Regions from separate parts of the Homo sapiens genome. Here regions 2, 3 and 4 are each linked to region 1. A link is a contact called in ENCODE Hi-C or POLR2A ChIA-PET data. All regions are on one chromosome and are shown on one strand. Each heading gives the region's core, a stretch centred on a gene start or an enhancer-like site at or near the end of the contact. The rest is flanking DNA. Distances are from core to core; before and after follow the strand shown. Region 1 holds the start of HMG20A (high mobility group 20A). Region 2 holds the start of IDH3A (isocitrate dehydrogenase (NAD(+)) 3 catalytic subunit alpha). Region 3 holds the start of CIB2 (calcium and integrin binding family member 2). Region 4 holds the start of TBC1D2B (TBC1 domain family member 2B).

Region 1 (6,597 bases), core at 2,404-4,903:
TGAAGCTTCTGGCACCAGGCATTGGACCAGGAGATTTACATACAACATTCTGATTCCACCAAACAACCCCATTTGGATTTAGGAAAACTGAGGCTTAGGGAGGTCAAATAAATTGCTCATGGTTACCAAGCTAGTAAGCTCAGCCAGTAAAATGCAGAGACCAGTGCTGAATTTGGGCCTATCTGATCCCATATTTTCCCCACTGTTCACTCTCATTTGTTTTCACAATACAAAAGAAGCTAGAATGGTAGGAAAATGATACATGTATCAATGAAAGGGACTGCATATTTAACACAGGGGCTTCTATGGTCTGGAGAAAAATTAGGCTGAAACATTCAAATCTGGGTTTAGAATGGCTTAGAGATTAAGACCAGGAGAGATCAAGTTTAGGGCTGCTTCTTTACCCAGTCTGAACAACGATCATAACATAGATCTTATTTAGGAATACCAAGGGAGCAAAATTCTAGTTTTAATTTGTAAATTAGAGAGTAAACTACAGTAGAATATGAATATTTGGCCGTATTTACTGTATTCAAAGTCCTGAGAACAGTGACTGGCATATAGTAGACACTCTAAACTTTTGCTTAAATAATGAAAAGTCACGTAAAGGGTATTCTCATTTGAATACCTGTGAAGGCTATGAAATAGAGACAGCAAAGCAGTAAGGTGAAAAACCATTCAGGTTCTTAAGATACTTTCTTTAATCCTCAACCCTACGGCAAAAACAACAACAAAAACAAACCACCACCAAAACGACAAACAAGGAAAGCAACAGTTGCAAAACATTAGCCTGATTTTACAAAGTAAAGTAGATGAAAGAATGAAAAGACACTTCTGTATTATGTATAACATCTCTGTGGATAATCTAATTTCAGTCAGATGGAATCCAGAATTGTGACCTACGGTTTTAATATTTCAAACTGCTGTGAGCAGTGTATCCAATGACTGTCTTTGGAAAAGAAAATGGTTATCTAATCCAAGTATTTGAAAAAAAGATTTGACACTTTCTTTGTTACATATATGGCAAGTAATGGAATGAAATCTCAAATTCATTAACTTGAAGTAACAGTACATGTACAAAAATATTAATTCTTTAAATTTTGATACTATATTTCTATTAAACATGCAAAGAAAACTGCACAAAGGGCATTAAGAAAAAAAAACCTTTGGAGGACAGCAAGCCTCTCTAAAGAAACATTTTTAAAAAGAATAAAAACAGGTTCTATGGACCTTCTCTCTCTATTTTTCACAAGCTTTTCTAATATTTCTTCTTTGATGGAACCAATGAATAACTGCCACTTATCACAAAATACCTTCTTTCAGATAGGTATTTTATATATTGCTTTCTTCTAAACAGATAGTTCTTCAAGCTGCTCAAGTCTTTCAGCTGCAACAATTTTTCTTATTTCTATTATACTGTATTTCTTCCATGGAGTACCATAAAGACCAATTTAATAAAGACAGTTTCCAAAAGGCAATATTACTCTATCTCAATCAGTATTTTAACATGATATTCTCTATTTTTTTCATTTAGTTCTACAATCTTTCCATACTTCAATAATTCCTAACACTACAGTTTCATTTGTCAGGGTGACCATATTATATTTTCTTCTATATTACATTAATATAGAAGATAGTGAACACTTCTTCTTTAATCAATTAATTCTTACTTCGGGCAGTCTACATGTTCCTAACCTATTAATAACCACAAAGACAATGTTTTGTCTTGCTTTTTCAGTCAACTACTGCAGCAATCGTGTGGTCTTTCAAAATATAAATCATACTTGATTTTAGGGTCTTAGATTCTTTTTTAAAAGTGACCACAGAAGATTAAAACATGTATTTTTTTTTACTGTAATATTTGGTTTAAAACATATTTTCTAATGAACCCTAACCCAAACAGCTATTTATTTATTTATCTATTTTTGAGACGGAGTCTCACTGTCGCCCAGGCTGGAGTGCAGTGGAGCGATCTTGGCTCACTGCAACCTCCGCCTCCCGGGTTCAAGCAATTCTCCTGCCTCAGCCTCCTGAGTAGCTGGGACTACAGGCGCACGCCACCACGCCCAGCTAATTTTTGTATTTTTAGTAGAGACGGGGTTTCACCATGCTGGCCAGGCTGGTCTCGAACTCCTGACCTCGTGATCTGCCCGCCTAGGCCTCCCAAAGTGCTGTGATTACAGGCGTGACCAAACAGCTTTTTAAAAAAACTATTATAGAATTAAAATAATCGCAGAGTCTGAGGCTAGATTAAGTACAATCCCAAAAGAAAAAGTACACAGGCCTTATTACTTCAAAAATTCTTGCAAGACAATACAGTTCTAGGTTCACTGATATATATACTAAAATTACTAACATTCAGATTTCACAAAGTAAGCTTCAAATAGATTGATTCCTTCAATACACAGACACACACCCTTCTAAGTATTGTGTTATCTGACAACAGAACCAAGGAATCAAAATTATTGAGTGTTTATTACCGCCTCACATATAGTTTATTAAAAATGAGCTACTGAAAACCAGAAAGTTCTTATTGACCTTTTGTCCTTTGTGAGCCAACTTTTTCCTGTTTAGAATCTGAGCTGAGTCTCATGACCCTTGCTTTATACTTTAAAACCACAAAGAACAGATACCATTTAAAAATCAGTGATGAATTAAATTACAAAGGAGGAAAATGTAATAAAATACAACTTTCAAAAATGTTACGTGTAAGCTACACATAAGAATTTTTAAGGCTGAAGAAGCTGTTCTCAGGCACAGGGCAAAACCTGTAGCCCAAAATCAACAGTCCTAATAATTTAAGATGTCAATTTTATCAGTTAAGGTAACCTCAAATTTGAGTACTTCAGTGTGATACTTTCATTCTGCTAAGATGAAAATGCCCCAGATTTTATGTAAAATATTCAGTCCCCTAAATAAAAAGTTATCTCCTTAAAAGAGAAGCTAGATTTCCTGTTGCATGTCAAGGCAGAGGGCACCACACTTCACCCAGCCAAGGCTGGACTTGAGTAGGGGTGCAGGTGTTGGCAATTCATCAGTCACACAAGCTATGTCGTCTTGCAAAGGTGCATAGAGATTTTTAACAAGGGCTTTCGAATTCTTTGAAGAAAACACAGACAATTTTGCTGGGGAGGAAATGCTCCATATTCCACGTGGAAGCAAACTCATAAATTCTGACTGCAGGTTGGTGTTCAGCACAACTTGGAATAATCTAACTTTTCACATAAAACACAATCCCCAAGCTGCAAGATAATGTCTCCGCGAATGGCACCAAGCACCACCTTTTCAAGCCCTCATCAGCACTGGAAGTGGGTCGGACACCCCCAAACCATCACCACCCCCCCACAGGAAGTGAGGGTGTCCCCCCTCCCCAGGACGGCCTTCCTCCCCTCCCCCAACCGGAAGTTGAGGCGCCCCCATTCAGCCGGCCTCCAACTGAGACAAACCAGTACCACCACCACCAAAAGAGGGGTGATCTTCAAGGGGTGAAGGGCATCTCGACTGGGGCCACCCCCAAGCTCGCCTTGCTTACTGACCTGCTGACGACAGGGGCAGGAAGGGGCCTAGGGCCAAAAGAAAGTCCCTTCCACAGAGGACAATTCCCTCAGCCCCTCTCAATCGCCTTCACTTCACGCACTCGTCGTCTCACAGCTGGACAAAAATTCTTCCGCAGCACTTTATTTTGGTGTCCTTTCCTTTTCTTTACCTAATCTCTTAACCACCTTTCCACAGGTAACTCCTCTTACCGCATAGCATTTACAATTGCTCCGGTGAGAAGAAAAATGAAATATTTTCCACGGTACCTTCACAAAAATGAAGGGATTATTTTGCCCCAATGCGGCGAAGGACTACGTGGTTACGCAAGGTGAGCCTTATTTTCGTGGAGGTTTCTGGGAGATGTAGTTTTTTTTTTTTTATTGCGAAGGCCCGCAGAAAGTAGAAGAACTGAAATTGGTCATGACTACATATTAGCGTCCTCGAAAACATATTCTGTATTCGATGACGGCTGACCTAGCGGGCCCCGACGCCCAAATGGGCCCAGACTCCCCTGGTCTTTTCCTCTGCGGCTTAATCGAACCCAAATTTTCCCTCACGCGGGCCCAAGGTCTCGGCAGCCCCGCCCCTTGTCTTAGCCCCGCCCTCCGCAGCCAATCAGGCACCCTTTAGGTCTCGTCCTCTGGAGGTTGGAAGGCAGAGAGGAGGGGCCTGGCGGTGACTCCTCCCGCTGGGGCTGAGGGAGACCTGGGAGACGACCGGGGCCCGTGAGCGCGCGCGTGCTCACGGCTCCAGGAGCGCGGCGAGCGGGCGAGGGCGCGCGCGGAGGGGCGGCGCGCGGGGCCGAGAGGAGGCGGGCAGGCTGGTGGGCTGGGCGGGCGGCGAGCGGCCGGGAGCGCGCGGTGGACTCGGCCGCGGCGAGTAGTTAGTTAGTTGTTGTTAGTCAGTGTCAGTTGCTCGGCGGCGGCGGCCGTGGTCACCAGGAAGGGGACGGGACGGACGGTGATGGTGGTCGCCGCGGCGGCGTGTGCGCCCCTCAGGTAACAGCGGCCCGGCTGTCCGCGTCCGCTCGGTTGTCTTCTACTCACGCGCCGTCTGTGGGACCAGGGTTGCCGCGGGTTGAGGGCGCTGACCCGGGGGAATCCGGGCGGGGCGGCGCGGGTTCTGGGTGGCGGCGCGGGTTCTGGGTGGCGCCGCCGCCGGGGCTCTGGCGGCCGGTGCGTCCCGCCCGGCGCGGGCTCTAGCTCCCCGGCCACCCCCGCGCCCCGCCGGTGCCGCGCGCCCCCTGCCGCCCCTGCCCCCTCCCTCGGCGGCGGCCCCGGGAGCGCGACGCCCCCCAGAGGAAGGAAAGTTGGGACCTGCCGCGAGGGACGCCCCCGGGCGCGGCTGGGAGGTTGCGGGGGAAAGTGAAGCCTGGAGGAGCTGGACGCGGGGAGGCCGGGGCAGGAGGGGCTTCTCTGGCTCCTGCCGGGTCCACACGGTCAGCCCGCTCCCGCACCCGGGAGCATCGGCGCAGCCTCGCCGGCAGCGTCGGGACGGAGCCGGGTGGCTCCCTGCCTGCTCCCTTCGCGCCGCGGCTGGGGAGCCCGCGAACGTGTGGGCTGGCGGGGTCGTTTGGGGGTTGTGAGTGGTTCGGCTGCTCAGTTTTTTTCTTTTCTGCCCTTTGACCCATCCGTTCTTGCAACTTTTCTTTCCTCCTTCGATGGGGACTTGCCGTCTGAACCGCGTCTGCCCCCTCCCCTCTCGTCGCATGCACCATCCGTCTGGGAGCTTGATTTCGTTTTTTCCTCCTTTGGCTACGTTAAAGATTGCTGAGAGCACCGGGAGAGACCCTCCTCCCCCGCCTGCCTCTGGCCTGTTAAATGTTACTTTTTGCGATTCGTTGTTTTTTAAAGATCCAAGTTCAGGAATTTGAGAGCTGTGGAATGGAGTTATTGGAAGGCTGACGTTGAGGGGGTAGTGATGAGTTAGAGGAAAACTATGATTTCATCTTTATTGGCCTTGCTATAGAAAACCTAATTGATTTTTTTTCTGCCTCTGTTGAATGTGGTAAGATCATACGTTGAATTAAATACTTAGAGACTTACATAAAAGACTATTTTTAGGTCATTGGATGATGTACGTGAACAGCTTTTCACCTGAATTGGGATTGCCTTGAGGATTCTGTTTTGGGGCCTACTTACTGATTTTTGTTCAGCCACAGCGTCTTTTTTTTTCCCCCGATAAATGAAGTGATGTAGTGATGTGTATAGTCAGAGAACCCATATTGCTCTCTGCAGTGTGGAAGTGAAAAACGTGAATTATCCACCGGGGTAAAACTTTCCATGAGCAATCTTGGATACTCACTTCATGATGGCTTCTCTCGTAATCTCAGAGCATTTCTAGATAGCTCAATTCACTGACGACCCTAATTACTTTCTGACTTGCCTGGGACTTCTCTTTGGTGACTTATTTAGTAAACTGTAATGGCAGATATGGTACATTTTCTTGGCTTCAAAGTTGAGGGTTATAGCCTCAGCCCAGAGATGAACAATGGAAGTAGAAGTCATAGCATTGCTAGTGAATTTTGGATATGACCAACTCACAAACTATGTGAAAAAACAAACATCCCCTTTTCATTGCTGTCGGGGGGGAAAGGGAAATATTTTATCATGTCTTTATTTTGGATTCTCTAACATGACTACATTATGTGGGAAAAAATGTCAAATTATTTTCTTTAAGGCTTTTTAATGTATGTTCCTTCTTTTCCCTCACTACCCCCCATCTCCTGTCCCAACTTAGAGGCTAAAATTTATGTGTGGCTGTGTTCTAGGGTTGGAAGAGAAGTGTTTTGGTGAAAGAAAAAGATAAGATCACTTTGAACTATTATGATACCTCAACTATTCGTTTTATCCAGTTGATAGTATACAGAAACTTTCACAATAATGTTTGTAGCCTATTAACATTCAAAATTCATTTTTAAGAGTCTACCCTGAAGGCCCATGAAGAAATAATGCCACTTCATAACTGTTTGCCGACAATCACATTAAAAAATATGTTCCTGGAATGCATTATACGTGTACTCATATAAACATTTATCTTTGTACATTTATGGTAATGTAA
Region 2 (6,597 bases), core at 1,238-3,737, 730 kb before region 1:
ATGGCAGGACTTCTACTTTATAGAATACTCATATGCATATATATATATATATCTCACATCATTTTATTTATATAAAACCTGTAGAGATAGGCATTATTGGCACTTTTCAGATGAGGAAACTGAGGCCAGGTTCATGAAGCCTGGACCAAAACCCTGAACTTTGGACTTCAGGTCGTGGGCCATCTTAATCCACAACTCATTTCCTTTTTAACTTAAAAACATGTAAATAGTGTTGTACATGGGTTCTGAGATGGGTTTTAAAAAAAAAATCTTTTTTTTTTTTGAGACAGAGTCTTGCTGTTACCCAGGTAGGAGCATGATCTCCTCTCACCGCAGCCTCCACCTCCTGGGTTCAAGTGACTCTCCTGCCTCAGCCTCCCGAGTAGCTGGGATTACAGGCGTGCGCCACCACGCCCAGCAAATTTTTGTATTTTTAGTAGAGATGGGGTTTCGCCATGTTGGCCAGGCTGGTCTTGAACTCCCGACCTCAAGTGATCCGCCCACTTTGGCCTCCCAAAGTGCTAGAATTACAGGCATGAGCCACCATGCCTGGCCACAACCTGAAATGGAAACTCAACAGAGGAACTGTCCTGATTGAAACCGGCATCCAGCTCAGCACCTCCACCATCCTGGGGTCAGCCTCTGAGCCACCTTCTGCTCCAATCCCTAAAGTGAGAAGCTGGCCCAGAAGTCAAATGACTCTGCCAAAGGTCACACAGGGAGTGCATGTCAGAGAACCTCATCTTCTGACTCCACAACCCAACACTTTCTGAATACCTACTATGAGGGTTTTTTCATGCAGATCACACTAAAGGCAAAACAGATTTACCAGCACAATCATTATCAAGTGTTGCTTTAGTGCCTCACTGTGAAGGCAAATGTACCTACCAAAGATGAATTGGGTGTTAAATGTAAGTTCAGAGATTAAAGGACTGAGTTCAGTTTTCACAGTGACACAGAAGTTGCTTTACTTTTAGGAGCAAATGTGACATAAGAGTTATCATCACAAGCAAATCTGGGTCTGAAGAGGGTGACAAAGTAGAATCTAGTTATTGAACAAAAAAACCAGTTAATGATGCCCATGAAAACCACTGTCTGTTGGAGACAGATAAACATATTGATAAGAAAGCTTCAGATTTTTGTTTTCCTTCTGTACATACCAAGTGCTTTCACATACATTATTTTATTTAATACTCAAACAATTCTGTGATGTAAGTATAGATATTCACAGATGGGCATATTAAGGCTTAGAGATGTTTAGTAATTTGCTTAGGGTCACACAGCCAATCAGTGGCATTGCTAGGATTTAAATCTGAGACTCCTAAATTCCAGTACAGAGATCTTTTCCTTAAATAACAGTGCATCTCTGGACCTCTCTTTAAACCGAAAAAATGGGAGAAAAGTAGTATCAAACTTACAGAAAAACGTTAAATTGTTTATAGATTTCTAGGGGACCACCCTTTCATAGCAACAGGAGACTTGAGGCCTGATGGCCTGTACCATCATTTGCTATGTGACCTTGGGAAATGGGAACCAAGACACCTAGGTTCCTCTCCCTGCTCTGACACCGACCTCCTGTGTGACCTTGAGCAAATTCTTCTTCAGGCACAGGTTAGTTCCACTGAGAAGCTACGGAACTGCATAGATGATCTGAAACCCTTTCCAGCTCTGGCATCTGAGCTGTCAAGGAGAGCTAAAGCGCTCCAGATTGCAGGATTCCCACCAATGAAAGGTAAAAGGAAGGCTCTGCTGGTCTCTCTCTCCGAAGGTTCAGACGGTAATTCCGAGGTGTAAGATGCCCTATCCTATGAAGGGGAAATAGCTACAAGAGCACTAGAGGTCTGACTGGGAAGAGCGCCAAAGGGAAAACAATCTGATAGGGAAAAGGGCCCCCGGATTCTCTCACCTGGGAAAACCTCCCAAGCTCAACGCCAGTGCCCGTGGCACCTGCGGTTCCCCGGCCAAGGGCCGCGCAGACAGCGGATGAGAGGTGTGGGCAGTGCTGAGGGGATCAGTCCCGCAGCAGGGCCGCAGCCGGGGAAGCGGCCCGGATGGCGGAGCCGGGACAGAGGCTCCCGTGACCTTCCCGGGCTCGGCGCGAAGCCTGGGCTCTGGCCTGGGCGGATGCGGGTGACGGCAGCCGGGTCTCGGCAGGAGCAGGGCCGGCGCCCCCCCGCCTTGACCTTGACGCCGTCCCCGCCTCTGCGCTGCTGACCCGGCCCGGGGCGGCCCATACACTGCGAGCCGGCCACGGAGCGCGGGGCACGGGCGACCAGGACCGGCTCCCAAGCTGTCCCCGCGGGCAGCCACCGCCTCCCTGTCTGGCCCACGCGCCCGCCCACACCCGGCACGCGACCGGCTCTCCTGCCAGCCCTCGCGGCCTGCCTGCCTGCCACACGCCGGCCTGCCAGCGCTCACCTTAGAGATCCACGCGGGCCCAGCCATCGCTTCCCCTCCTGGCTCCGCAGCAACAGCCGCAGCGGCAGTGCGCAAGCGCCCACCCCACGCTCGGAGCCCGCCCCTGCACGGCCACGCCCCCTGAACGCCCCGCCCCCTAGACCGCCTCAGGATTGCTTCGCGCTCGCTCGCTGCCCCGCCCCTGGACATTCCGCTGGCGAATCGCCGGGCTCGTCTCTCTGTGACTGGCCTGGCTGAGCGCCAGGCGAACCCGGAAACTGAGGGGCCGGCATCTCCGGGAAAGCTTCTTCCTCCCCTCCCTGGTTCATTGACTCGCTGTTAAGGTAAGACGTTTGTTCCACACCTACTAGGTGCTGATTAATGTTCTAGGATCTTGGGGATATAGCGCTCCTCATAGAATTTACAATCCCGTGGAGAAAGACACATAATTTTCTTATTCCACAAATTTTGATTTTTTTTTTTTTTTTGAGACCGGGTCTCACTCTGTCGCCCAGGCTGGAGTGCAGTAGCGCGAACAGGTTCACTACAAAGCCTCGACCTCCTGGGATCAAGTAATTACTAAGCCCAGCCCAACTTTGTTTTTTCTTTTCTTTTTCTTTTTTTTTTTTTTTTTTTTTCTCCGTAGAGATGGGGCCTCGCTATGTTGCTCAGGCTGGTCTGGAACTCCAGAGTTCAAGCGATCTGCTTGCCCCAGGCTCACAAAGTGAGCCACTGCGACTGGCCGAATTTTATTTTTTACCAGCTTTATTGAGGTATAATGTATATATAGTAACATTTACTCACTGTAAGTGTACAGTTTGATGATTTTTAGTAAATGTAAACAGTTGCACAACCATCACCACAATCCAGTTTTTGAGCATATGAAAATGTTCCTTGTGTCCGTTTATAGTCAATCCCGCTCCTGTCCTCAATCCCAGGCAACTACTAATCTGTCTATTTAGCTCAACAAATATTTCTGAGGGTCAACTAGACACCAGGCACTGTTTTAAGTGCTGGGGCTTAGTGTCCAGTAGGAAAGACAGGCTTCAATCAAGTGTCACACACATGTCATTAAAACTGTTGCGCCAAGAAGCAAAAGAGCAAGGAGCTATGGCAAGGCAAAATCAGGCAACCTGATTCAAACCTAACCTGGAGGTCAGGGAATGCTTCTCTGAAGAAATAACATCCATACTCACCTTTCCCCTTGTCCTCTCCCTGTCCATCACAAACTCCTGAGTTCCTGCTGATGGCCAGGCCTCTAGCTGGGTGCCAGGGGAGGTCAGGTGTTTAAACCAGGTCTCTGCTACCCTACCCTGGGAAGAGTTCTATCCAGAGAGGAGCTGCCTACCCACCCAGAGAGGTGATGAGTGCAGTAGAGAAGTGATCCCAAGAGCTTTTATGACCTAAATAATAAACTGCAGCTAAGTCTGTGGCCTTGTCAGGAAGGAGGGCTTTTATCAACCCCTTTCCATTGGGCCCCTTCCCCTCATCAGGCCCTGGCAGTCCCATCCTGAAGTGTTCTCCCACAGTTCCTCCATCCCCAATGTCACCCCTGCCCTCCTTCGGGCCAGACCACCTCAGGCCCAGGCTCTTACAACAGCCTCTTCACCTGCCAACCTGCCCTCCCCTTCAGGCACAGCTCTGACCAGGGCTCGCCCCGGCTCTGAAACCTCCTGGCTCTCCCTTGCACTCTCCTCTCACACCACTGTCTTTTTTCAGCCTGATTTCCCACCACTCCTTCCAGCCCCAAAGACCTGGAGCGCCTGCCAACTAGGACTGCTGGCCAGCCCCCAAATGCTTCCCATATTTTACCTCTCCGTGCCTATGGTCGTGCCATTCCCTCAGCCTCAATGCCCTCTTGCCCCACTTCTACTGGCTGAAATTCTAGCTCCTTGTCAAGACTCAGCTTACATGTTGGGAAGTAGTAAAAGTTGTAAAAGCCCCCAAGACCCACGAATGTGTCCCCCTCTCCTTACTCAGAGCCCTCTAGCACTTGGCTCCCACCTCTCCTGGGAAACATCACATTCTCTTCTGCTGTGTGCCATTGAGAAGATAAGCTTTGGGCCAGGCGTGGTGACTCACGCCTGTAATCCCAACACTTTGGGTGGCCGACGCAGGTGGATCACTTGAAGTCAGGAGTTGGAGACCAGCCTGGCCAACATGGCAAAACCCTGTCTCTACTAAAAATACAAAAATTAGTTGGGCGTGTTGGCACATGCCTATAATCCCAGTGACTCAGGAGACTGAGGCATCAGAATCGCTTGAACCCACGAGGCAGAGGTTGCAGTGAGCCGAGATCATGCCACTGCACTCCAGTCTGGGTGACAGAGCGAGACTCTGTCTCAAAAGAGATAGAGAGAAGATATGCCTTAAGTCCAGAGATAATCTTGATGATCTCTTATGACGTTGTTTCTGGAACAGAGACTGGTACACAAGGAATACTTGCTGCTCAGTGATTGTGAAATAAACATTGACTGACTTTGTCCAGTCTTCATTTAATCTTCACAACAACCCTATGAGAAAACTGAAGTACAGCTAGTAAGTGATGATGCTGGCATTCACACTAGGAAGCTTCCTAAGTACTAAGGCAGTTCTCCTAACTGCTGAACTTTCGCTGAGGGCCAGTCCAATCCTACAAAGGCTTCCCAAGCCATTCTCTAGCAAGTGCACTGTGAGAACAAAAAATGAACAAGACCCACTCCTACCCTCCAGATCTAGTGAGGGAGAAACTCAGAAGTCTCAGATGGAAGTTGGGGGGTGATCAAGGAAGATTGCACAATGGAGATGGCATTTGAATCAGTCCTTGAAGAGGTAAAATGTCAGCAGCTGGAGGGACATGCAGGAAACAGAAATGACCTCACCTTGAGCTGAGATCTGTTCCCTGAGTCAGCCCTTGGCTCCAGAAGCCCCAGTCACCATTCCTCGAACATGTTCTAGAGTTCCTCCAAGATGCAGGTCACTCTCCTCTGGAAAAGCCCTTTTTCCTTGTCCCTTGCACTGTGTAGTGCCCAGAGATACCATCAGCAAAGTATGTTTGGACAAGACGGTGGGAAAACTTTGCCACTCAGGAGAAGAATCTAGAAAGTGCACCCTTATCTGTAATAACAAGCACTATCCAATCCAGGTGTGCTTCACTCTAAGGAAAAAAAAAAAGATTTTAAAATCAAGAGGCCAGGTGCGGTGGCTCACTCCTGTAATCGCAGCACTTTGGGAGGCAGAGGTGGGTGGATCGCCTGAGGTCAGGAGTTTGAGACCAGCCTGGCCAATATGGTGAAACCCCATCTCTCCTAAAAGTAACAAAAATTAGCCAGGGGTGGTGGTGTGCATCTGTAGTCCCAGCTACTCAGGACGCTGAGGCAGGAGAATCACTTGAACCTGGGAGGCGGAGATTGCAGTGATCCAAGATCGCACCACTGCACTCCAACCTGGGTGACAGAGCGAGACTCTGTGTCAAATAAATAAATAATAAAATCAAGATAGCAATTTTTAAGTGAATAAATCAGCAAAACAGAATATACATTATTCACATACCAAATGTTTATTTTTTGTTACAAAAGAAATTCATTTCAACAGTTTTCCTACTTTATTTAAAATATTATTTTCATTAAAGATATGATTGGCAAAGGGTTCATCCCTATCTCTAAGTTAGGAAAAGATCCAACAAATTGGTAAAGAAGGTATTAGGACTTTAGTAAATAAATGGGAAAAGGGGACTGGGCGCGGTGGCTCACGCCTGTAATCCCAGCACTTTGGGAGGCAGAGGTGGGTGGATCACGAGGTCCGGAGTTCAAGACCAGCCTGGCCAAGATGGTGAAAGCCTGTCTCTACTAAAAATACAAAAAATTAGCTGGGCGTGGTGGCGGGTACCTGTAATCCCAGCTACAAAGGAGGCTGAGGCAGAGAACTGCTTGAACCTGGGAGGCCGAGGTTGCAGTGAGCCGAGATCGTGCCACTGCACTCCAGCCTGGGCGACAGAGTAAGACTCTGTCTCAAACAAAACAAAACAAAAAACATAGGCCGGGCATGGTGGCTCATTCCTGTAATCCCAGCACTTTTGGAGGCCGAGGCGGGCAGATCACAAGGTCAGGAGGTCAAGACCAGCCTGGTTAACATAGTAAAACCCCCTCTCTACTAAAAATACAAAACTTAGGGAGGCATGGTGGTGCACACCTGTAGTCCCAGCTACTGGGGAGGCTGAGG
Region 3 (6,597 bases), core at 2,690-5,189, 710 kb before region 1:
TTACATTATTTACAAGACTGCAATTGACAAGGAGTCAGCCCCCTTTAAACACTGGTAACCACGTTTCCCTGTCCTAGACTGTGTGATCAAGAGAAGAGTCCGGCAGGGCACGGTGGCTCATGCCTGTAATCCCAACTTTGGGAGGCTGAGGAGGTCAGGAGTTCGAGACCAGCCTGGCCAACATGGTGAAACACCGTCTCTATTAAAAATACAAAAATTAGCTGGGTGTGGTGGCTCCCACCTGTAGTCCCAGCTACTCAGGAGGCTGAGGCAGAAGAATCACTTAAACCCGGGAGGCAGAGGTTGCAGTGAGCTGAGATCATGCCCCTGGGCGACAGAGTAAGACTGTCTCAAAAAAAAAAAAAAAAAAAAAGAAAAAAGAAAAGAAAAGAGTCAGGGCCCAGATTTAAATCTACCTGTTACCAGCTATGTGACCTTGGGCAAGTCACCTTCTCTGAAACTATTTCTTCACCTGTGAAATGGGATAATAATATGAAACTCCACAGACTGAGGAGGCTATTGTGGAATAATCAAATTCAGTAAATATAGCACATCCAGTACAATTCTGGGCACTAGATAAGTAATCAGTAATGTTTTATTCTTCTCCCTCGGCCCATCCTCCCTCCCAGCAAACACACACACTCTGCTCCTCAGGGACCACACTCAACATCAGGGAGCAGCTAAAGCACAGGATTTGGAATCAGAGAACGACGTTAGAGCTTTGCTTTGCCACTTCCCAGCTGGGGGGCATCAGGCAAGTCATTTGGCCTCTCTGAGCCCCAGGTTTCTTATCTGTAACATGGGAATTGTGTTCCTTGCCCCTCCTCACAGCATTGCTCAAGAGAGAGAGCTTCAGATAGGCCATGGTAATAATGATCCAAAAAGATTTTTTTTTTTTTTTGAGATGGAGTTTCGCTCTTGTCGCCCCGGCTGGAGTGCAATGGCACGATCTTGGCTCACAGCAACCTCTGCCTCTCGGGTTCAAGTGATCCTCCTGCCTCAGCCTCCTGAGTAGCTGGGACTACAGGCACGCCACCACGCCAGGCCAATTTTTTGTATTTTTAGCAGAGACAGGGTTTCGCCATGTTGACCAGGCTGGTCTCAAACTCCTGACCTCAGGTGATCCGTCTGTGTCGGCCTCCCAAAGTGTTGGGATTACAGGTGTGAGCCACCGCACCTGGCCTAAAAGGATTTTTGAGAGGAATTTTCTAGTTCAGTTGGTTACCTCTATTTCTCTCCTATGAGAGGAAGGGCTCCCGGGACTGAAAACACAGTCCTCTTTGTATAGGTTCCAGATTTTCTACCTGGAACACCTGGTATGCAAATAAGCAGCATGTTAGCAATTGTACAAGAATGCGCCAGAGCAGGATCTGAACACACAGAATTCTGGCTTGTTCATGCACAGTGTGGAATCTAATAAGATGGGAAGAAGGAAAACTTGTGTAATAGTGGTTATGTGGTTTCAAAAGGGTTTCCTTTTCCCCAACTCCAACACAGGAAAAAGGGGAGGTACAGAAGAGAGAATCTTTTAAATGTGCCTTCTCTGCTCTAAAATTCCACATGCTCCAAATCTCTGGGGACACATCCTGCCTTCTTTCCCATGGGTTAGGCCCCTATTGCATGTGTCCACAATGATGAAAAGATGGTGAGGTGACCCCTGAAGGCTGGTCACCAATCCCCAGGCTAATGAATTGCTTCTTACCCCTCTGATAGCAATTGATGGTGCCTCTGAAGACTCTTGTGATTTTAACAGGGTGACATGTCTGTTTAGCTGATGGCTGCTGTTCTCACCAGGGAGTGGCAAAATAAGGTTGGAAAACCCCAACCAGTAGCCTCAGATATAAAAGAAAACTAAAAGCATGAGGGATCATCTGCCAAACTTGAAGCCCTGTTCCCATCAGAACCCACAAGCTTCAGCAGCCTAAGCACTCTCAAAGTATGGTTCCAAGACCAGCTGCATCAGTGTCACCCAGGAACCCTTTCGATACCCACATTCTTAGCCACCCCAGACCTTCTAAATCAGAAAATCTAGGGGTGCAGCCTCCCAAGTAATTTTGATACATGCTCCCAGGTGGTTTCAGAACCACTATCCTAAAGTAACAAACCACGCATTTTAAAGCATAAAGTCTTGATCTCGCCCAGGCATGGTGGCTCACGCCTGTAATCCTAGTACTTTGGGAGGCCAAGGCAGAAGGATCACTTGAACCTGGGAGTTGGAGACCAGCCTGGACAACATAGTGAGACTCCATCTCTATTTTTTTTTATATATATAAATAAAAAAAAATCCTGATCTCTTCAAAGTCCACTGGCAGTTGTGGAATGGTATGTTGAGCCAGTGCCTGGGTCCAGTCCAGGTTCTACTAATTCCCAGCTGTGGGACCCTGGGCAAGTTACTGAACCTCTCTCAGCCCAACTCTTTGCCTATAATATGGAGATAATACCTACTGATTCAGTTGTCCTGAGTTTAGAAATAACAGTTGTATGGGCTGGACCCCAAAAAGATAGCGGTGACTCCATTTGGTGGATGGGGAAGGAGTTCAGAACATGCCACCACAACATATGCTGCTCTGGCATATTGAGTATTTGAGTTAAAGGCACTTGAAAAATAGCAGATGCAAGAAGGGCACTCTTGATCATCCTTCTTTTTCTAAAAAACAGGAGATGAGGCCGGGCATGATGGCTCACATCCTATAATCCCAGCACTTTGGGTGAGAAGCCAAAGTGGGTGGATTGCTCGAGCCTGGGAATTCAAAACCAGCCTGGGCAACACGGCAAAACCCCATCTCTACAAAAAAAATACAATAATTGGCCGGGCGTGGTGACTCAGGCCTCTAATCCTAGCACTTCGGGAGGCTGAGGCAGGTGGATCACCTGAGGTCAAGATTTCGAGACCAGCCCAGCCAACATGGTGAAACCTCTCTCTACTAAAAATACAAAAAAAAATTAGCTGGGTGTGGTGGCATGCCCCTGTAGTCCCACCTACTAGGGGAGGCTGAGGCAGAAGAATCGCTTGAACCCAGGAGGCGGAGGTTGTAGCGAGCCAAGATCGCGCTACTGCACTCCAGCCTGGGCGACAGAGGGAGACTCCATCTCAAAAAAAAAAAAAAGTATTTAGATTTTGCCAGTTCTCAGGGTCTTCATTTCCTTATGAGGGCTTCCACGTCATGTAAAACTTGTATTAAATCTGTTTTTCTCCCCTTAATCTGTCTTATGCCAAATTAATTCTCAAGCCCAGCCAAAGACCCTAGGAGGGCAGAGGTAAAGTCCTGCTTCCCTTACAATGGCATCTGCTTAAAAGCTCCAAAAAATGTCTTGGCCTTTGTCACACTTCTGTGGACACAGTCAAGTCCTTTAAATCCTCTCAAGTCTCACGTTTGTAACCAAGCCAAGTAAATCCTGTCCTGCTCCCTAAGGAACACAGAAGGTCTGAGATGCCCTGCCTAGGCCGCGCCCAAAGGCCAGATGGGCTTCCCGAGGCCTGGCCGGGAGGGCCTCAGATGTCAGCTTGACTGACCCCCTCCTTCTCCCCAGAGGGACAGGGCCCGGGTAAGGGCTTGACCAAGGTCGCGACGCGAGACGGTGGCGGAGCCCGGCCCCAGCTAGATCCACGCACTCACAGTCCTCGCTGCCGCCCCCGCCCCAGGTCAAGGGGCGCCACTCGCCCCACTGCCCGCCTCGAGAGGGTTTTTTCCCAGGCCCCGCACCCTCACGCCGTGCGACCTGGACTCCCACGGCGGGACCCGGGCTCACACCTCTTCCTGCTGCGGGGCGGAGTCGCCGCCGCTCCGGGTCTTTGTCCCCGCCTCCGAGACCCCCGCGCGCCCCCAGCACTTCCGGCCGCGGGAGCCAAGGGTTCGTGCCGGGCAGCGTCTCCCGGGGCCAGGTCGCCTCCTGCCGGGACCCGGGCGCGCTGCAGCCGCGGAGCCGGGTGCCCCGCCCTCTTCCCGCCGGCGGCGGAGTCGCTGCCGCTCCGGGTTCCCGTCCCCGCCTCCGAGACCCCCGCGCGCCTCCTCCAGGCGAGCTGCGGGGCGGGAAGGGTCCGGCCACCGTGGGCCGCTGCCAGCCGCGGGGCTGCCGAGGGCCGCGGGCACGGGGCGCTGGCTCCGGGTCTGGCGGCCGCTGATGGGAGTCGGAGCCCGGGCGGGCGAGCGGCGGCGCGGCGGCCACCATGGGGAACAAGCAGACCATCTTCACCGAAGAGCAGCTAGACAACTACCAGGTGAGCTCGGCGCGCCCGGCCCCCAACACAGGCCCCGCCGCCCCGCCGCCCCTCCCTTTTCTCGGTCGCTGGCCGAGGCCTCCCGAGAGCCAGCTCTCCCAGGTTCAAACCCTGCCTCTGCCTTCAGCTCGACGCGTGACCTTGGGCCGGTGACTTCCCCTCGCCGTGCCTCAGTTTCCCCACCGGTGGAATAAGAGCTCTTTCCAGTTGGAAGAACCTCTCAGGCGCGCCTCTCTCCAGCTACTCTCGCCCTAGGCAGGACCCGAACCCCTCTCCAGCCACCCATTCCAGCGCCCATCTGGCCCGGAGAGGGAGTCAGTAAACTAGGCTGGACGGAGGACCGCCCTCCCCGCTCCCTGCCCCCCAGCCCCAGGAAGGAGCCCAGGAGAGCGAGTCTCTGTAAAGCAGAAATGAGAGCTGGCGTCCTGTCTGGTCTAGGAGTGGGGTGCATCAGTCCCCACATGCAGTCTTCCCTTGGGACTGTCTTGTTTATCGGCTGGGGTTCGCTCCTTCTGACCCCAGCATGGAGATAACTGGAGCAAGAACGCAAGCCCGGTAGCAGCCTTCCAGGGCCACCTCTCCCAGCTCCCTTAGGCCCTCAGTAGCCACCTCCTTAGACCTTTCTAGGTTTTCCTGCCTCCAGAGCCAGCTTTCCAGATCTGGAATCCCAATACCGTCCCACCCAGGTAAAAACTTCGCTGTGGTTGCAGGATGAAGCCCAACCCCTTGGCTTACCCGGAGCCCTGGCCAATTGCTCAGCTTATCTCTGCAGCCTCAGTCTCCCCAGGTCCCTTCCCTGCCCTCTGCATGGCAGCCGCCTTAAAACCATTTGCAGTTGCTCCAGCTCACCAGGCTCATTCCTCCCTCCCTCTCTCCCTCTGCCCATGCCATTTCCTGGGCCTGGATGCCTTTCCCCCCTCCAGAGGATCTCTTTCACCCTTCAAGTCCCACATCTGATGCCTCTCCCCTGACTCCCCAGGCGGAGGGGGCAGGATTGTGTTGTGGCCTGTGTAACTGGGCAGGAGGAACACCAACAGGGTCTCCATAGGCACTTGTTGCCTTCATCAGTGCTTACTTTGGCTGTGAAGGAAAGCAGGTGTGAAGTGTGGGTCCTCTGATGTGGGTGAAGGTAAAACAAAGGCCCCTTCTCCTCCTAGAAGCCCTAGTTGTCAGTAATGGATTTCTCAGCTCCCCAGGTGAGGCCCTGGGAAGGAAGAGGGGAGACGCATTTATGGAGCACCTGCTGTGTACCAGGCACAGTAATTGATGCCCTCTACGCATCAACTCACTTGATCATCACAGTGAGGTGGATTATTAGCCCATTTTACAGACGTGTAAACAGAGGCTGAGGAGCCATTCAGGGCTCACACAGGATTTCGAATCTTGACTCCTAGGCTCACTTCTTTAGTTGGGAGTGGGCTGGGCTGGGCCATGTGTGCTTTTTGTTCCCAAGGCACTCAGTCTCAGACACTCAGAGACAGACTCTCACCTCCAGTGTGTGGCCCTTGTGATAGAGGCAGGTGGTGGAGTGTGTTCTAGGGAAGGGCACTAGTGGGCAGTGGGAGGCCAGCAGGGAAGGGGGACAAAGTCCAGAAACGATACAGCACTTGAGCAGGCCTTGGGAAGATAGGTCGGGTTTTGCCCAGTGGGGCCCAGAGGAGGCATTCCAGGTGGAGGGGACAGCGTGGATAAAGGCTTGGGAGTGGGCAGGGGCAAGCAGGCAAGCCATGCTCAGAAGTGAGGAGTAGCTTCATGGGGGTGGGGAGCCCAGGTTCCCACTCCAACCAGCCTGGCATTGGGTTACTCATCGGAGCCAGTCCCAGTGTTATGTTCTGATTCTTTGCCAGAGCCTAGCTAGACCCTGCCAGGCGGGGTGGGAGAAATGAGAGCTGTGAAACCTGAGAGCCCCACATCTCCTACCCTCTGGCTCTCCAGCCAGCCATTGCCAGCCCGGGCTGAGTGGGGGTGAGCCTGAGTTACAGCACCCTCTCCCCTAAGTGACACCTAGGGTTTCTTGGGACCTCCCAGCCTGGTAGTCTAACCTTTCCTGGGCAGGGTGCACCCTCTTGGTTCCCGGTGCCGGTGATTCCCAACATTTAAGCTTCTGTCCAGAACACTCCTCTGCATTGTACGGCCATCCCCCAGACCCCTCAAACTCCAAAACAGGGGTCACAGCCTCTCCAACACCCACTGCTGCTCCTCCAGCCATTTCAACTCTCTGCTCTCCCTCAGCCCATGTTTTCAGTTAAGAACAAGGCCTGTGACTCAGCCTCTTTTGTGGGTCACCTGGAGGTCCCCTCCTCCATCACGACAGCCAGGGCCCTGGGCTAGGCCTGCTCAGTCTCCTGCAAACTGGAGGTCTGACTGCTCCCTCCTGC
Region 4 (6,597 bases), core at 2,131-4,630, 660 kb before region 1:
ATTTTCATAGCAAAAATTATGTATATGTTTACTACGGGATGTAGAGCATTTTAATATGTTTGATATGATGTCAGGTGTGGCCTCCAGAAGGAAGAGGGCAGTGGCTTACAAGCATTTTATTTATTTTTATTATTATTATTATTTTGAGACAGAGCCTTGCTCTGTTACCCAGGCTGGAGTGCAGTGGCACGATCTTGGTTCACTGCAACCTCCTCCTCCCAGACTCAAGCGATTCTCCTGCCTCGGCCTCCTGAGTAGCTGGGATTACAGGCACGTGCCACCGTGCCTGGCTCATTTTTGTATTTTTAGTAGAGATTGGTTTTCACCATGTTGCCCAGGCAGGTCTCAAACTCCTGACCTTGTGATCTGCCCTCCTTGGCCTCCCAAAGTGCTGGGATTACAGGCGTGAGCCACCACACTCAGCCCTGCAAGCATTTTAAAATGGCCCCAGCTCATCTGTGCTGGGTGACCAGGGAAGGATTGGAGGCTCAGGTGTAGGGGAGTCAGGCTGAAGTCCAGCTTGCCCACTGAGGGGCACAGACAGCAGGTACGGTTCTGCATGCCAGGCCCTGGCGGATACAGCAGTGAACAAACCAATCATTCTCCTACCCTCGTGGAGATTATATTCTAGTAAGGCAGGGAGGTGACACACAAGAAAGCAGATAAAAGTAATGTGTGCTATGTTGTATAAATGCCGTGATGACATGTAGATGATTACCGCTTAAAACAGCACCCCTGTCCCGTCCCATCTGCCTAGCCCTGGCCAGCCAGCCCAGACTCTTAGTCCAGGAGGGGGGCTCGTGGCTTGTGCCTGTGAAGGATGCCTTCCTCGGGCCTAGCAGACATCGGCCCCCGTGAGACACCTCATGGGGCTTGGTCCTGTCCACTGGGACCACAGGTCATGGCCACCCCCACTTCCTTATAACTTACTGATAGATCTAGGAGAGATGGGCTACACCCTCCCCTGTCCTGTTGCCTCCCTGTACCATGGCAATACAGACCGGGTTCTCCCAGCTCTTCCCTTTCCCACAGTATTTCAAGGTCAGACCTCACCCTGACTGCCTACCCCACAAGCCAATTAGTCACAGCCCCTTTTACATACATGGTGAGGCCCAAATTGAACTTGGGACCCCTTGCTCCCGAGAGCAGCCCACTCCACTCCCGCAGCACCGCAGTGTCTGGCCTCCCTTGTCTGGGCCCGGTCTGACTGTTGGATTCCCCCTCTCCGAATCTGCTGACTGATGAGGAAGACATCGGTGTTAACTGCAAGATGATAATAATAACAGCTGATATGTGCTGAGTGCTTACTATGTGTGAGGCACCGTGCTAAGCACTTTCATATGCATTTCTCACGTAACCCTTTCAATAACAACAGCACGAGATAGCTACTTGTATTTATCAACCCTGTTTTATAAATGAAGAGACTGAGGCCCAGAGAGGTTAAATCACTTGCCCAAGGTCATGCCTCTGGTAAGTGGCAGAGCTAGGAGACACATCTGGTCAGTGTGAAGTCAGAGCCCAGTCCTTAACACTGTGCTGATTGTGCTCAAAGACAGGTGGAGAGGTCAGCCACACCTCTGATGGGCCCCAGGAAAGGAATGCTTGCGTGGTGCCACTTTAGGGCCTGCAGAGAGTCGGCAGGCTGGGTGAGGACCCAGAACCTGCCCTTCCTACCTGGGTGGCTCCAAACAGGCAGTCTAATTTGTGTCCCTGTCCAGCTCAGAAAGGTCAGTTTTCCACCTGGGTCTTTCAGTGTGTCTGTATAAAACATGCAAATCTATGAGGGTGAGATATTTGGTTTGGGCTTTCACAAATGTAGCTATGTAGCTATACACTTCCTTTTTCCTTTGAATAAAGTGAGCTCTTGTACTCACTATTCCCTCTCCCTGGAATGCTTCACCCACATTTCTGGTTGCCCCTGTCCCTCCCATCATCTGGGTTTGTGCTCCATGTCACAGGATCAGACCAGCCTCCTTGCCTGTCCTGGGGCAGCAGCCTGCTATCTGCCCCCCATCACTTCATCCTCTCACTTTGCTTTTTACTTATTTTTTATTCTTGTGGGAACATAGTAGGTGTATATATTTATGGGTTACATGAGATATTTTAATACAGGCATGCAATGCATAATAATCAAATCAGGGTAAGTAAGGTATCCATCACCTCAAGCATTTATCCTTTGTGTTACAAACAATCCTATTATACTTTTTTTTTTCTTTTTAGACAGAGTTTTGCTCTTGTTGCCCAGGCTGGAGTGCAATGGCGCAACCTCGGCTCACTGCAACCTCCACCTCCGGGGTTCAAGAGATTCTCTTGCTTCAGCCTCCCGAGTAGCTGGGATTACAGGCATGCACCACCACGCCCAGCTAATTTTGTATTTTTAGTAGAGACAGGGTTTCTTCATGTTGGTCAGGCTGGTCTCGAACTCCCGACCTCAGGTGATCCACCCACCTCGGCCTCCCAAACTGCTGGGATTACAGGCGTGAACCACCGCGTCTGTATTATACTCTTTTGGTTATTTTTAAACGTACAATTATATTATTTTTGACTGTAGTCACCCTGTTGTGCTAGCAAATACTTGGTCTTATTCATTCTTTCTCTTTGCTTTATTACAAAGCAATAGATTTGCCTTCTCAGGTTGTGAGTGTTCAAATAAGTTAGTCTATAAAGCACTGATAAATACTAGGTGCTATTTTAAGCGGTAATCATTTACATGTCATCACGGCATTTATACAACATAGCACACATTACTTTTATCTGCTTTCTTGTGTGTCACCTCCCTGCCTTACTAGAATATAACCTCCACGAGGGCAGGAGAATGATTGGTTTGTTCACTGCTGTATCCGCCAGGGCCTGGCATACAGAACCGTACCCGGCATTCAGAAGGCGCTCAATAAATATATGTTGAATTCAATAAATGAACTGAGGTCTGGAGAGGCAGGAAACGCTTTGGCTTTCATGAATTCTGCAAATATTTACTGAGCACCCACTCAGCACCAGGCAATAGGCTGTCTCATTTTTACAATATTAGCTTGAGACTCTGGCAGGAGGGAGATTTAAATATCAAGTTTTTAGAATAAGATACACAGTGTGAAATGCAGTTTTAAGCGGACACTCCGCTGGGTTTTGAGAGATGCACACTCCCATGTACCTACACTGCCATAAAGAAATAGACCATTGCTTCATCCGGCAGGGCGAGGACTTGGAGCCCAGGTGGCACGAAGGCAACTGACCCGCGGGGTGCTGGTCGCAGGACCCTGCCTCCGGGGGCTGAGGGGGCAACGGCCGGCGGGCGGGCGGGGGCGAGACTACAAGTCCCAGGGTGCTTTGCGCGCCCGCGGGCCGTGCGGAGCGAAGGGGCGGTGCGGAGGGGGTAGGGGGCGCAGCGGCCGCGGCGCGGAGGCGCAGGGCGCGGGCGCCTACGGTTGGCGCGCGGTAGCGATGCCGGGGGCCGGAGCCCGGGCGGAGGAGGGCGGCGGCGGCGGCGAGGGCGCGGCGCAGGGGGCGGCCGCGGAGCCCGGGGCGGGTCCGGCGCGGGAGCCAGCGCGGCTGTGTGGCTATCTGCAGAAGCTGTCGGGCAAGGGCCCCCTGCGTGGCTACCGCAGCCGCTGGTTCGTGTTCGACGCGCGCCGCTGCTACCTTTACTATTTCAAGAGTCCGCAGGACGCGCTGCCCCTCGGCCACTTGGACATCGCGGACGCCTGCTTCAGCTACCAGGGCCCCGACGAGGCGGCGGAGCCGGGCACGGAGCCGCCCGCGCACTTCCAGGTGCACAGCGCGGGAGCCGTCACGGTGCTCAAGGTGGGACCGCTCGCCCCAAAGCCGCCCGCGCGCTTCCGCCGGCGTCCCCTGCCTCCGCCACTGGCTTGCGCCATCCACCCTCCTTCCTCCAAGGCCTCCTCGCCCCTGCCCACGTCGGCCTGCCTTTCCCTGCTTCTCCACATCCCGCCCTCGTTCCTATCTCCTCCCCACTATCTGGGCTTAGGCCAGTCTCGCTGGGGCTACCAAGCCCCGTCTCCTTTCTCAGACACCTTGACCCATTATCTCCCTCTGCGCCTAACCTCGGGCCAGTCTCTGGTGTCTCCCGACCCCCACCATCCCGTGGATGTCCTGTGCAGCCTTCCCAGGCATCCGTGAGCGTAGGCTTCTACCCCTGGGGCCTCCTTTAGAACTTTGCCTATGGCCTTGGTACCTCAGTGAACCGCTCTGGGCTGCAGCGGCCTCCTCTGTAAAATGGGATAACAGTAGTATCTACCTCATGGGGTGTTGGGATTAAATGAATTATACTTTAAACTGCTCAGTAAATGTCAGTGCTTTTATTTATTTGTTTATTTATTCTTTTTGAGACAGGATCTTGTTCTGTTGTCCAGGCTGGAGTGCAGGGGTGCGATCTCGGCTCACTGCAGCCTCCATGCCTGGGCTCAAGAGATCCTCCCACCTCAGCCTCCCAAGTAGCTGGGACCACAGGTGCGGGCCACCACGCCTGGCTAATTAAATTTTTTTTTTTTTTTAAAGAAACGGGGGTCTCACTATGTTGCCCAGGCTAGTCTCGAACTCCTGGGCCGAAACCATCCTCCCCATCCAGCTTCCCAAAGTGCTGGGATGCCAGGCGTGAGCCAGAGTGCATTTAGCACTGTAGACAGAAAGAGTCAGATGGCAGGGCCCTTAGAGACAGTCCACTACATTTTCCTCCAGAGTGGACGGGGATGCTCCAGCTAAGGTCACACAGCCAGTAGGTGGCAGATCCTGTGTTCTTCCTCCTTGCTTTGTCCAGGATGGGTGGGAGGGGGTCTTTTCAGCCAGTTATGCCTTGCTCCTTTGAGGCTCCCTTAATCCTCCAGTGGACAGACAAAATGAGAGATACAGTGTAGAAGCAGGAGAGTAGAGTCAGGAGTCCTGGTGCTGAAAGGCCTCCCCTGTCCTTGGGAGTTCTGGGGGACTAGACTGTCACCTCCTAGGGGCCCACCTGCTTTGAGCATCTGGAGGGATCTGGGCCCAGGCCTGGAGCTGGGTATCCTTTTTCCAGGCTTTGCTCCCTGCCTGGTTTCTGTGAGTCTCCACCCTCACTCTCACTCCTCTTCCGTATTCCAGGTTGGGCTTTCTCCAGAGCAACAGGGTTGGGCTGGGATGTATGAAAGTGCTCTCAAAGCTGGCCACACGGAGAGCAGACTAGGCAAACTCCTGGCCTTGTGAGCTGAGGACTGTTCCTCAGACCCCCAGAGCTGCTAACAGCTGGAGCTGCTCCCTGGAGATGTTCTTAGAGCTTTGCTGACTCAGCTTTTGCCAGTTCAAGCAGGATCTGATTCCCATGTTCTCTTGGGCTCCCCTGTCCTGTCTGTAAGTGGGTGCAGACAGCCTGTTTCCCCAAAGAAAACCAACTCGGGTTGCAGTCCTACACAGGCTTACTTAGAGAGTGCCTGTATAAACTTGGTAATGACCCTAGTGGGAGACCTTTGCCAAAGGCAGAGGCTCTTCCTCAGTGTACATACGGGCTGTCCCTGTGTCGGACGAATTTCCTGTGGGATGTTTGTTAAAGAAAATAGAGCATCGTGTTTCACATTTTTCCCAGATGACTGTAGAACTCTATCAGTTTTTTTCATTAAAATAATCTGAATCTCCTGTAATCCCAGCACTTTGGGAGGCCGAGACGGGTGGATCACGAGGTCAGGAGCTCGAGACCATCCTGGCTAACACGGTGACACCCCATGTCTATTAAATATACAAAAAATTAGCCAGGCATGGTGGCGGGTGCCTGTAGTCCCAGTTATTCGGGAGGCTGAGGCAGGAGAATGGCGTGAACCCGGGAGGAAGAGCTTGCAGTGAGCAGAGATCGCGCCACTGCACTCAGCCTGGGTGACAGAGTGAGACTCCATCTCAAAAAAAATTAAAAAAAAAATAATAAATAAGAATCTACATAAGCAGGGTTACAAGGCGCATTGTCAGAAGTGTGGCTTTAAACTTCGATGGACTTGAACTTGAAGCAGGAGTCTGCTGCTCACACATATTGGACAAATTACACCAGTTCCCTGCTCCAGTTTCCTCTTTGGTCTAGTGGGAATCATACCTTCCTCATTAGGTGGCTGTGAGGATTCTGGAGAATGTTATGGAAAATGGCTGGCGCATTTTCCATAGTGGTATGGAAAATAGTAGGCACTACATGGCATATGAAACATCAAGCAGTGTCTTTGGCCAAATATGTAGTGTATTCATATAGTGGAATATTATGCAGTAGTAAACAAAGGTACTAGAGCTATAGGTGTCAACGTGGATTACTCTCACAAACAATAAAATTGAACAAGAAGTAAGTTACACACTGATTGTGTTCAGAATGATACCACTTATAGAAAGGTTAGGAAGATCATGTGAAACAGTACTACAGATCATAAGGATGTATGCTCTTTCGCGAGGGGAAGAGCTTTATGGGGCTGATGAGCTCTGGTTTCCAGGTAGTGGTTGCCTGTGATGGGAAGAGGGAGGATGTGATTGGGAATGGGTGCCTCAGGGCTTCTCCTGTTTTGCAGTGTTTTATTTCTTGGACTGGGTCATAGGTATATCAGTGTTTGTCCTATTATGCTATCCATCTTTTTGTAGGTTCAGAAT

Evidence for each region. A loop is a pair of places that touch in the nucleus more often than their neighbours do. ChIA-PET counts read pairs that join two places held with the same protein, here RNA polymerase II (POLR2A). Pooled maps may share reads with other maps.
Region 2: a map of B cell shows a loop between it and region 1 (8-fold over the local background). The contact joins the promoter of IDH3A here to the promoter of HMG20A in region 1. A Hi-C loop is called at or near these places in 3 of 168 maps with a recorded cell type or tissue (B cell, CD4-positive, alpha-beta T cell and naive thymus-derived CD4-positive, alpha-beta T cell) and 7 of 50 pooled maps.
Region 3: a pooled map shows a loop between it and region 1 (4-fold over the local background). The contact joins the promoter of CIB2 here to the promoter of HMG20A in region 1. A Hi-C loop is called at or near these places in 2 of 168 maps with a recorded cell type or tissue (CD4-positive, alpha-beta T cell and naive thymus-derived CD4-positive, alpha-beta T cell) and 7 of 50 pooled maps.
Region 4: a map of ascending aorta shows a loop between it and region 1 (4-fold over the local background). The contact joins the promoter of TBC1D2B here to the promoter of HMG20A in region 1. A Hi-C loop is called at or near these places in 1 of 168 maps with a recorded cell type or tissue (ascending aorta), 3 of 37 single-sample maps with no recorded cell type and 9 of 50 pooled maps. POLR2A ChIA-PET finds 5 or more read pairs at or near these places in 2 of 52 experiments (A673 and BJ).

Annotation. Positions count from the first base shown.
Region 1 is chr15:77,417,944-77,424,540 of GRCh38, reverse strand. HMG20A (high mobility group 20A) reads right to left here and starts at 3,653. Exons shown (of 10, transcript NM_001304504.2): 1 at 3,537-3,653. PEAK1 (pseudopodium enriched atypical kinase 1) reads left to right here and starts at 4,437. Exons shown (of 10, transcript NM_001385026.1): 1 at 4,437-4,535. RefSeq lists enhancers at 3,152-3,201, 3,592-3,641 and silencers at 4,092-4,411, 4,662-4,831, 4,842-5,051.
Region 2 is chr15:78,145,252-78,151,848 of GRCh38, reverse strand. It overlaps IDH3A (isocitrate dehydrogenase (NAD(+)) 3 catalytic subunit alpha), which reads right to left and starts at 2,487. Exons shown (of 11, transcript NM_005530.3): 1 at 2,419-2,487. The coding sequence starts at 2,445. LOC124903534 (a long non-coding RNA gene) reads left to right here and starts at 2,630. Exons shown (of 2, transcript XR_007064725.1): 1 at 2,630-2,741; 2 at 4,117-6,597. RefSeq lists a silencer at 1,948-2,527.
Region 3 is chr15:78,128,787-78,135,383 of GRCh38, reverse strand. It overlaps CIB2 (calcium and integrin binding family member 2), which reads left to right and starts at 3,939. Exons shown (of 6, transcript NM_006383.4): 1 at 3,939-4,219. The coding sequence starts at 4,169. RefSeq lists a silencer at 3,715-4,234.
Region 4 is chr15:78,074,494-78,081,090 of GRCh38, reverse strand. TBC1D2B (TBC1 domain family member 2B) reads left to right here and starts at 3,380. Exons shown (of 13, transcript NM_144572.2): 1 at 3,380-3,798. The coding sequence starts at 3,439. RefSeq lists silencers at 3,095-3,144, 3,295-3,504, 3,705-3,904.